2 separate regions of the Homo sapiens genome follow, and region 1 is linked to region 2. A link is an interaction called in ENCODE POLR2A ChIA-PET data of the cell type or tissue named here. Cell type or tissue: PC-9. All regions are shown on one strand. Links, peaks and the distances in the headings refer to the core of each region. The heading gives the core; the rest is flanking DNA.

Region 1 (5,375 bases), core at 1,314-3,813, 500 kb after region 2:
TATTCATGGGGAAACAGTGGGAGGTTGTTCAGGCCAATCATCAAGTATCTGCCTCATGCCTATAAGCCTGTGTTTCTCAAAGTTTAGTGTGCATAGGAGTCACCTGTGGACACTATTAAACTCTATTCATGGTTTTCACCACAGCCAATACTGGATTATAAGCAACATGGGTAGGGGCTAAGAATCTGCATTTTCGTTGAGCTGTCCCAGATGTTTCTGATGTAGGATGTTGAGGACCACACATTGAGAAATGCTCTCTGAAGTGTCCATTTCCTGAGATGGCATTTAAGACTTACTCTTTTCTCGCATAGTGAGATGAGACAATCTGGTTGGGGAGATGAGACAGTAAGCTGTTATAGAGCAGTGCAAGGCATATTCAAGGGTTAAAATGACACAGGAATGCAAGAGTACTTTGGGAATGCATACAAGGAGAAGTCTAGATGGGCTCTGGGGCTGCAGTTGACTCTTGAGCTTGAAAATAAGAGGGAGAAAGGCCATTCCCCTACTGGGCCAGAAAACTAGAACTAAAAAAGCATCCCCTGTCTATCACGCCACTTGACTGAGCAGTGAGTTACCTACCAGTACTGTTGATATTCTCGACATCTCAGAAAAAATATATCCTGGTATGGATTTTGTAAGACAGCACAGGGGTAAAGATTCCGTAAATCTCAAGGGAAGGCAAACATTTTTAGGAGCCCACTAAGGTCATGGTGAGCCTCACTTTCTGCCCAGTATCTTTTGTTAGACCACTGTGTTCAGTTCTAAAGAATAACTTCATGGATGAGACACACAGTTTAAAGGGGTTTTGAGTAGAATGGGGCATAAAAAAGTAGTGGATGAAGAATAAGGAAGCTGGAGTCCCTGTTTGTCACAAGCTTTGTGACCTTGGGCAAATCCCTAATGTACATGATTTTCATGATTATGCATTGAGTGTACACCTAGGGTAAGTATTTTTCTGTATGTAAAAAAAATGCATTCAATAAAAAGAAAAGGGGAAAAAATAGAAAAGAGAAAAATGTATCCTGATTTCAGAAGTTTGAGCTCTTCCCATGGCATGACCCGCCCAACGGAGGCACAGCTAATGGTGTTTCCGGAGAAATTCGTTGATGACATTCTTTAAAAACATAAATGAGAATGCAAAACAACTTTGAAAAATTCCATTTCTTTTTTTAAGCTTGCTTTCAAGGGCTGGATGAATGTGGGAGACACGGAATCAGAATGGATACTTAAGAATTACATAAAGAGAAGATGACAGATTTGAGGGGGAGAAGTTAACAAGCTCTTACTTCATTAGAAGAAAAACTGTCAGTTCAATTAGTATTTATTTCATTTCTGCAGGAGGTAGGACACCGCCATATGTAATCAAAATACCGAAGAGGATTTATTTCATGCATTAAATAAATTCAAGCTAATTAGCAATCATGTTCACTTCCTTCCAAAACTGTACCATACTATGGCTCATAACAAAATATGTCATATTCCACAATTGGAAAGTCCCTTAGCTCCAAGAATTCTGTTGCCACCCAAACTCAACACTTTTACTTACAGGAAAAATTATTTTAAAATTATATTTAAAATGTGTTCTCTGTGTCTAATCATTTTACTTCATTTTGTACACCCACTTAAAATTTGAATCATGACTAGGAAGAGGGTGGTCTTTCTCACTCTGCAGTTTTTTAGTAGGTTATTTTAAAGATATTTACGCTGTATAAAATAAAAAGGAAATAGACAATGCTGACAGTTTGCCTGGTCAATGTGAAATGTTGGCATAATTCCACTCTCGGCTCTGCAGGATTCTAAAAAGATGAGCTCATGTATTTAGTGTAGGATTTAACCTTCACTTCTGTCCCCTCAGGGATTCTTCCATTCATGGAGTTCCTTCTGAAATCGGGACAGAAGATGAGTTTGTGCAACAATACCTAAGAATGTATGCGGTGAAGTGGGTGGTATTGAATAATCAGCTTGTTAGGTATTCTCAGGCTTGTACAAAAGCTGGTTAGGTCTGGCTTGAGGGAATATTAGGTTAAAACAGGCCAGTTTAGACAACTTCATGTAGTTGCTCTGTAACATAAAAATAATGTCCATCTCCTTGCTGGATGCTCAAAGGGTAGAGGGGAAACAAGTGAATTTGCTACTCTGTGTGTGATTTCAATCAACAAGGAAGAACTGGTGATATGGAAGCTACTAAAACCTTGGAAGAGATAGTGTTAGCTTCAAGTTGAACAAAAACAAAGAAAGAGAGAATAGATACATGTGTGTTCTCTTAGACTCTAGATAGAATATTTTAAAATCAGAGAAAAGAGCCTATGGAAGATGCAACTATAAAAAGAAACACATCTCAAGAAACTCTAAAAATTACAATCTCTACTAAAAAAAAATTCCTGAGCAATCTTTAGGTAAAGAAGAACTGAATTAAAGACTGTGATTGCACAGGCTGCTTGTTTATGAGTTTCAATTTTAGAAGAACTTGAACACAAGCAGTCCAACCAGCTCCACAGCCTGGCTCCCGCTTGCCCTGCCAGAATGCCTCCTCCATATCCTGCACCCTCACAACACAGCTAAGAGCTTTTACTTATCGAGCATTTACTATGAGTCAGGGCAAGTTGTTAACTGCTTTTAAATATCATTTAATCCTCACCATGACTCTGCAAAGTAAGTACTGTTATCTCTAATCTAAAGATCAGACAACTGAGGTTCAGAAAGATTAGGTACATTGCCTTATATCACGCAGCTAATGAGCAGCAGAGCTGGAATTCCTATAAATAGGTTTATATTGTATAAATAACTTATAAGGATGGTGTAATGAACAGACGGGAAGATGACATAACATTAGCCGAGGACAACAATAATAATGAAAATTAAGACTCCGTGTCTGGCTGCAGTGGCTTACAACTTTAATCCCAGCACTCTGGGAGGCTGAAGCAGGAGGATTGCTCATGGGACCAGTTTGAGACCAGTCTGGGCAACATAGTAAGACCCCATCTCCACCAAAAATTTAAAAATTAGCCAGGTGTGGTGACCCATGCCTAAAGTCCCAACTACTCAGGAGGCTAAAGTGGGAGGATCACTTGAGCCCCAGAGTTTAAGACCACAGTGAGCCAAGATCACAACACTGCACTCCAGTCTGGGTGGCAGAGTAAGACCCTGTCGCTAAAAAAGAAAAAAAAAAAAAACTTAACGTGCACTTAGTCTAAATATTTCACCTCTACAGTTATTTCTCTATATCTGTTTTCTCTATGTTCCCAGTAACCCTATGCAGTAGGAAATTTTATTACCCCATTTTGCACAGGGGAAAACAGATTAAATAACCTACCTAATGTTACACAGCAGGATTTTGAGCCCATGCTCTTAAACAGTAGGTTATAATGCCTTGTAAAAAGAGGCAGTATTGGCTGATTCCTCTTTAACTTCAATTAGTCATTCAGCAAACATTTCTTAACCACCTGCTGGGAGTCCAGCACGTTTTTAAGCACTGGAGACGCAACAGAGAGCAAAACGAACAACACAGACAACTGAAACGTCCTGCTTCCACAGAACTTAAATTCTGGTGGGAGAGTCAGATGAAAAACAAGATGGTATAAAATGTGAGGTACATTAGATAGTGATAAGTAGTGCTAAGGAGAAAAAGCAGAGAAGGAAATAGAAAGTATGCATAGGAGAATGAAATTTTAGAGAAAGTATCTGCAAAAGTCTTCACTAAAACTTTTGAATAAACACCTGAAGGGAGTGAGGCCATGAGCCACGTGGGTATCTGGACAAAGGACATTTTGAGCATGGGAATGGCAAGTGCAAATGTCCTGAGGCAAAAGCCTATCTGGTGAACTCAGGAAAGCAGTGTGACTAAAACAGAAGGAGGAAACGTGATGGAAGAGGAGGTCAGAGAGTAACTTGGGATAGAAGTAACAGGGAGCCAGATCATTTAAGGCTTTGTAGGTCATGCATAGGGCATTGGCTTTTATCTGAGCAATCTGGAAAAGCATTGCAGTATTATGAGTAGAGGAATGACATGATATGGCCTATGTATTGGAAAGATTACACTAGCTGCTGTGTGGAAAACAGATAACAGAGCAAAGGTGAAAGCAGGGAGACCAGTTAGGAAGCTATTACAAATATCCAATGAGAGATGATGGTGGTTCACCTAAGATGGTAGCCATGGAGGAGATGAGTGACCTGATTTGGGACATATCTTAAAGCTAGAGCCAATAGGATTTGTTGATAGTGTGAGACAAAAGATGAATCAATTAACTCCAAGGTTTGGGGGCTAATCAACTAAAAGAATGGAATTGCCATCTTAGAGATAAAGAAGACCATGGGAGTAGCAGTTTCTTTGAGAGGAGAGATGGATATCAGTTGTTCAGTTTGATCTTGTTCAATTTGTGATGCCTATTTGATATCCAAGTAGAAATTCTGATTAGGCAATGGGGGTATGAAGTACAAGTCTGAAATTCTATGGAGTGTCCAGGCTGAAGATAGATATAAATTTGGGAATTATCAACATGAAAATGTTACTTGAAGCCATGAGGCTGGATAAGATCATTTAGGGAGAGACAGAAAGAGAAGAAGACCAAGAATGAACACTGGGGTGTTCCAATATTTAGAGGTTAGAGTTAAGGAAGAACCAGTAGAGGAGACATCACTTTGCAAAAAGGTTAATGGAAACCAGAAGAGTGTGGTGTCCTTGAAGCTAAATGAAAAAATATTCCAAGGAAGAGAGATCAACCTACTACGTTAAATGCCTCTAACAGGCCAAGGAGAGGAAGACTGATAATTTGATCACTGTTTTTGAAAATGTGGTTGTCGCTGGTGACCTTAACAAGAGCAGTAGAGTAGAGAGGTGAAAGACTGACCACAGTCATGGAGACCTCAAGTGCAGACAATACATTTGATAAATTTTCCTATGACAGAAAATAGAAAAACAGAGCAACTGAAGAGGGAAATAAGGTCTATAGAGACCTGTGTTGAAGAGGAAAGAAATAATGCCTAAATTCTGGTAGGAATGATCCAATGCAAAGGCATTATTTGGTGATAAAAAGGAGCAGAGAGAATCCTGGCAGCAGTGCCCTTGAGTAGGCAAAAGCAATGAGATTCAGTGCCCGAGTGGAGGAATACAAGCCAAAGAGAAGGTACAGCATGTAGATAGAGATGTACATGGGTGACTAGGTGTGCTGAGAGGAACTTGTGGAGGTTTTCTTGCCATGGCTCCAATTTCTTTGGTGGATTGGAAAGCAAGGTCATCAGTTGAAACTCAGTGAGGGAGGAGACGTTAAAGCTCTGAAGAGAAGAAAGAGGAAATTAAATCATTGTCTAGGCAAACAGAAAATTATATGCAAAGGAAATACAGTCAAGCTGATGGGAGGAATCATGGTTCACTTGAG
Region 2 (5,375 bases), core at 1,765-4,264:
GACTTTGCTGAAGTTGCTTATCAGCTTAAGGAGATTTTGGGCTGAGACAATGGGGTTTTCTAGATAAACAATCATGTCGTCTGCAAACAGGGACAATTTGACTTCCTCTTTTCCTAATTGAATACCCTTTATTTCCTTCTCCTGCCTAATTGCCCTGGCCAGAACTTCCAACACTATGTTGAATAGGAGTGGTGAAAGAGGGCATCCCTGTCTTGTGCCAGTTTTCAAAGGGAATGCTTCCAGTTTTTGCCCATTCAGTATGATATTGGCTGTGGGTTTGTCATAAATAGCTCTTATTATTTTGAAATACGTCCCACCAATACCTAATTTATTGAGAGTTTTTAGCATGAAGGGTTGTTGAATTTTGTCAAAAGCCTTTTCTGCATCTATTGAGATAATCATGTGGTTTTTGTCTTTGGCTCTGTTTATATGCTGGATTACATTTATTGATTTGTGTATATTGAACCAGCCTTGCATCCCAGGGATGAAGCCCACTTGATCATGGTGGATAAGCTTTTTGATGTGCTGCTGGATTCGGCTTGCCAGTATTTTATTGAGGATTTTTGCATCAATGTTCATCAAGGATATTGGTCTAAAATTCTCTTTTTTGGTTGTGTCTCTGCCCGGCTTTGGTATCAGAATGATGCTGGCCTCATAAAATGAGTTAGGGAGGATTCCCTCTTTTTCTATTGATTGGAATAGTTTCAGAAGGAACGGTACCAGTTCCTCCTTGTACCTCTGGTAGAATTCGGCTGTGAATCCATCTGGTCCTGGACTCTTTTTGGTTGGTAAGCTATTGATTATTGCCACAATTTCAGATCCTGTTATTGGTCTATTCAGAGATTCAACTTCTTCCTGGTTTAGTCTTGGGAGAGTGTTTGTGTCGAGGAATTTATCCATTTCTTCTAGATTTTCTAGTTTATTTGCGTAGAGGTGTTTGTAGTATTCTCTGATGGTAGTTTGTATTTCTGTGGGATCGGTGGTGATATCCCCTTTATCATTTTTTATTGCGTCTATTTGATTCTTCTCTCTTTTTTCTTTATTAGTCTTGCTAGCGGTCTATCTATTTTGTTGATCCTTTCAAAAAACCAGCTGCTGGATTCATTAATTTTTTGAAGGGTTTTTTGTGTCTCTATTTCCTTCAGTTCTGCTCTGATTTTAGTTATTTCTTGCCTTCTGCTAGCTTTTGAAAGTGTTTGCTCTTGCTTTTCTAGTTCTTTTAATTGTGATGTTAGGGTGTCAATTTTGGATCTTTCCTGCTTTCTCTTGTGGGCATTTAGTGTTATAAATTTCCCTCTACACACTGCTTTGAATGCATCCCAGAGATTCTGGTATGTTGTGTGTTTGTTCTCATTGGTTTCAAAGAACATCTTTATTTCTGCCTTCATTTCATTATGTACCCAGTAGTCATTCAGGAGCAGGTTGTTCAGTTTCCATGTAGTTGAGCGGTTTTGAGTGAGATTCTTAATCCTGAGTTCTAGTTTGATTGCACTGTGGTCTGAGAGATAGTTTGTTATAATCTCTGTTCTTTTACATTTGCTGAGGAGAGCTTTACTTCCAACTATGTGGTCAATTTTGGAATAGGTGTGGTGTGGTGCTGAAAAAAATGTATATTCTGTTGATTTGGGGTGGAGAGTTCTGTAGATGTCTATTAGGTCTGCTTGGTGCAGAGCTGAGTTCAATTCCTGGGTATCCTTGTTGACTTTCTGTCTCGTTGATCTGTCTAATGTTGACAGTGGGGTGTTAAAGTCTTCCACTATTAATGTGTGGGAGTCTAAGTCTCTTTGTAGGTCACTCAGGACTTGCTTTATGAATCTGGGTGCTCCTGTATTGGGTGCATATATATTTAGGATAGTTAGCTCTTCTTGTTGAATTGATCCCTTTACCATTATGTAATGGACTTCTTTGTCTCTTTTGATCTTTGTTGGTTTAAAGTCTGTTTTGTCAGAGACTAGAATTGCAACCCCTGCCTTTTTTTGTTTTCCCTTTGCTTGGTAGATCTTCCTCCATCCTTTTATTTTGAGCCTATGTGTGTCTCTGCACGTGAGATGGGTTTCCTGAATACAGCACACTGATGGATCTTGACTCTTTATCCAATTTGCCAGTCTGTGTCTTTTAATTGGAGCATTTAGTCCATTTACATTTAAAGTTAATATTGTTATGTGTGAATTTGATCCTGTCCTTATGATGTTAGCTGGTTATTTTGCTGGTTAGTTGATGCAGTTTCTTCCTAGTCTCGATGGTCTTTATATTTTGGCAAGATTTTGCAGTGGCTGGTACTGGTTGTTCCTTTCCATGTTTAGCGCTTCCTTCAGGAGCTCTTTTAGGGCAGGCCTGGTGGTGACAAAATCTCTCAGCATTTACTTGTCTGTAAAGTATTTTATTTCTCCTTCACTTATGAAGCTTAGTTTGGCTGGATATGAAATTCTGGGTTGAAAATTCTCTTCTTTAAGAATGTTGAATATTGGCCCCCACTCTCTTCTGGCTTGCAGAGTTTCTGCCGAGAGATCCGCTGTTAGTCTGATGGGCTTCCCTTTGAGGGTAACCTGACCTTTCTCTCTGGCTGCCCTTAACATTTTTGCCTTCATTTCAACTTTGGTGAATCTGACAATTATGTGTCTTGGAGTTGCTCTTCTCGAGGAGTATCTTTGTGGCGTTCTCTGTATTTCCTGAATCTGAACGTTGGCCTGCCTTGCTAGATTGGGGAAGTTCTCCTGGATAATATCCTGCAGAGTGTTTTCCAACTGGGTTCCATTCTCCCCATCACTTTCAGGTACACCAATCAGACGTAGATTTGGTCTTTTCACATAGTCCCATATTTCTTGGAGGCTTTGTTTGTTTCTTTTTATTCTTTTTTCTCTAAACTTCCCTTCTCGCTTCATTTCATTCATTTCATCTTCCATCACTGATACTCTTTCTTCCAGTTGATCACTTCGGCTCCAGAGGCTTCTGCATTCTTCACATAGTTCTCAAGCCTTGGTTTTCAGCTCCATCAGCTCCTTTAAGCACTTCTCTGTATTGGTTATTCTAGTTAAACATTCTTCTAAATTTTTTTCAAAGTTTTCAACTTCTTTGCCTTTGGTTTGAATGTCCTCCCGTAGCTCAGAGTAATTTGATCGTCTGAAGCCTTCTTCTCTCAGCTCGTCAAAGTCATTCTCCATCCAGCTTTGTTCCGTTTCTGGTGAGGAACTGCGTTCCTTTGGAGGAGGAGAGGCGCTCTGCTTTTTAGAATTCCCAGTTTTTCTGTTCTGTTTTTTCCCCATCTTTGTGGTTTTATCTACTTTTGGTCTTTGATGATGGTGATGTACAGATGGGTTTTTGGTGTGGATGTCCTTTCTGTTAGTTTTCCTTCTAACAGACAGGACCCTCAGCTGCAGGTCTGTTGGAGTACCCTGCCGTGTGAGGTGTCAGTGTGCCCCTGCTGGGGGGTGCCTCCCAGTTAGGCTTCTCGGGGGTCAGGGGTCAGGGACCCACTTGAGGAGGCTGTCTGCCCGTTCTCAGATCTCCAGCTGCATACTGGGAGAACCACTGCTCTCTTCAAAGCTGTCAGACAGGGACATTTAAGTCTGCAGAGGTTACTGTTGTCTTTTTGTTTGTCTGTGCCCTGCCCCCAGAGGTGGAGCCTACAGAGGCAGGCAGGCCTCCTTGAGCTGTGGTGGGCTCCACCCAGTTCGAGCTTCCTGGCTCCTTTGTTTACCTAAGCAAGCCTGGGCAATGGTGGGCGCCCCTCCCCCAGCCTCGCTGCCACCTTTCAGTTTGATCTCAGACTGCTGTGCTAGCAATCAGTGAGACTCCATGGGCGTAGGACCCTCCGAGCCAGGTGCGGGATATAATCTCGTGGTGCGCCGTTTTTTAAGCCCGTGGGACAAGCACAGTATTTGGGTGGGAGTGACCCGATTTTCCAGGTGCCGTCCGTCACCCCTTTCTTTGACTAGGAAAGGGAACTCCCTGACCCCTTGCACTTCCCGAGTGAGGCAATGCCTCACCCTGCTTCGGCTCGCGCACGCTGCGCACACCCACTGACCTGCGCCCACTGTCTGGCACTCCCTAGTGAGATGAACCCGATACCTCAGATGGAAATGCAGAAATCACCCGTCTTCTGCGTCGCTCACGCTGGGAGCTGTAGACCGGAGCTGTTCCCATTCGGCCATTTTGGCTCCTCCCTCCTAACCTTAAAGTTCTTCCAGTTGTGCTTTTTAACCTTATAGATCCCGTATCCATCTCTGTTTCCTGACCTGGTCTACCAAATATCTTACATGTAACTAAATGATTTGCAAAATAATTAAATTCCTTTGTGCTATTGTTTGACATCAGCATACAGATTACAACAAAAGTCAATGGTTCTAAACTCAGTTGCTTAATAGATTCATCTGGGAAGCTTTAAAAAATATAGCAATTCTAATTTAATTGTTATTGTGCTGGGGCCCAGGCATTAAAATTTTTTAAATTATCCAAAGTGACTTAATTATGTACTCAGTGCTGTGAAACTCTGCCTTTATTCTTGAGCCATTTTTGTTGTTATGAGACCACAAAATAAGAGTACATGGAAAAAGGAAATGTACAGACTGACAAGAAAAATCGGCAGAGCACCAATATTTATGGCAGTAGCAGAGGCAAAGATACCCATGAGATAGAATGGAAAATAAATTCCTGAGAGTGATAGAAAAAAACACAAATAAATGTATTGTTGTTGGAGAGAGTGATCAACTCTGTCAGTTAGTTTTGGTAGGAAGGAGCATAGATCTGAAAACTGACCACTAATTTGTCAATTAGGAGATCATTGCTAATTTTAGTATGAATAGTTTTTGTGGGTAGGCACAGAAATCATATTTAAATGGATTGAGGAGTAAATTAAAAAAATGATAATTAGGAGAAAGCAAGCATTAACTTTTTTTTTTGAGACTAGGAAGAGAAAGAACAGTCAAAAGCTAGAAGGCTTTTGGTGTGTGTGTGTCGATTCATTATCGTGCCTAGGATAAAGAAGACCTGACCATTTTTATAGGCTTGCAGAAAAGAGCTTGTATAAGGCACTGAAGTACAAGTATGATAATTAATGAGTAGGGGTGCAGAGAAAATTGAAAGCACATAGGATCACGGGTTCAGGTGGAAAGGAAGACATTCAACAGAAGGAAAATTTTTCACTCTGAGACTGGAAATAGGGAGAAAGATGTGAGTGAGGACGCAGAAAATTTTACTGGTGAGGTGTAAAGGTGTTGAGAGAGTTTATACCTTATGAACTCAATCTTTGAAATAAATACGAGGCAAGCCTATTTGCTGAGAGCTGGGACAAAGAGAGTAGGAATTTTAAGACTAAAGAGAGTTCGTTGTTATTGAGAGGAATGAAAAAGGTTGCTGATCAAACATCAGTTACGGGA

Evidence for each region. ChIA-PET counts read pairs that join two places held together with the same protein. Peaks named below come from ENCODE experiments on the same cell type or tissue, not always from the same donor. Only the 100,000 strongest peaks of a DNase experiment are listed, where the experiment ranks them.
Region 1: POLR2A ChIA-PET joins it to region 2 with 5 read pairs; 1 of 35 experiments calls an interaction of 5 or more read pairs at or near these places.

Annotation. Positions count from the first base shown.
Region 1 is chr12:42,726,947-42,732,321 of GRCh38, reverse strand. No RefSeq gene overlaps it. Among named protein-coding and RNA genes, the nearest start is that of LINC02450, 37 kb to the right of the region's middle. In PC-9, for the core only: no CTCF peak of the experiment used is centred there; DNase peaks (open chromatin) are centred at 2,621 and 3,421; H3K4me3 peaks cover 928 bases; H3K27ac peaks cover 1,821 bases.
Region 2 is chr12:43,226,518-43,231,892 of GRCh38, reverse strand. No RefSeq gene overlaps it. Among named protein-coding and RNA genes, the nearest start is that of LINC02461, 74 kb to the right of the region's middle. In PC-9, for the core only: no CTCF peak of the experiment used is centred there; no DNase peak of the experiment used is centred there; H3K4me3 peaks cover 265 bases.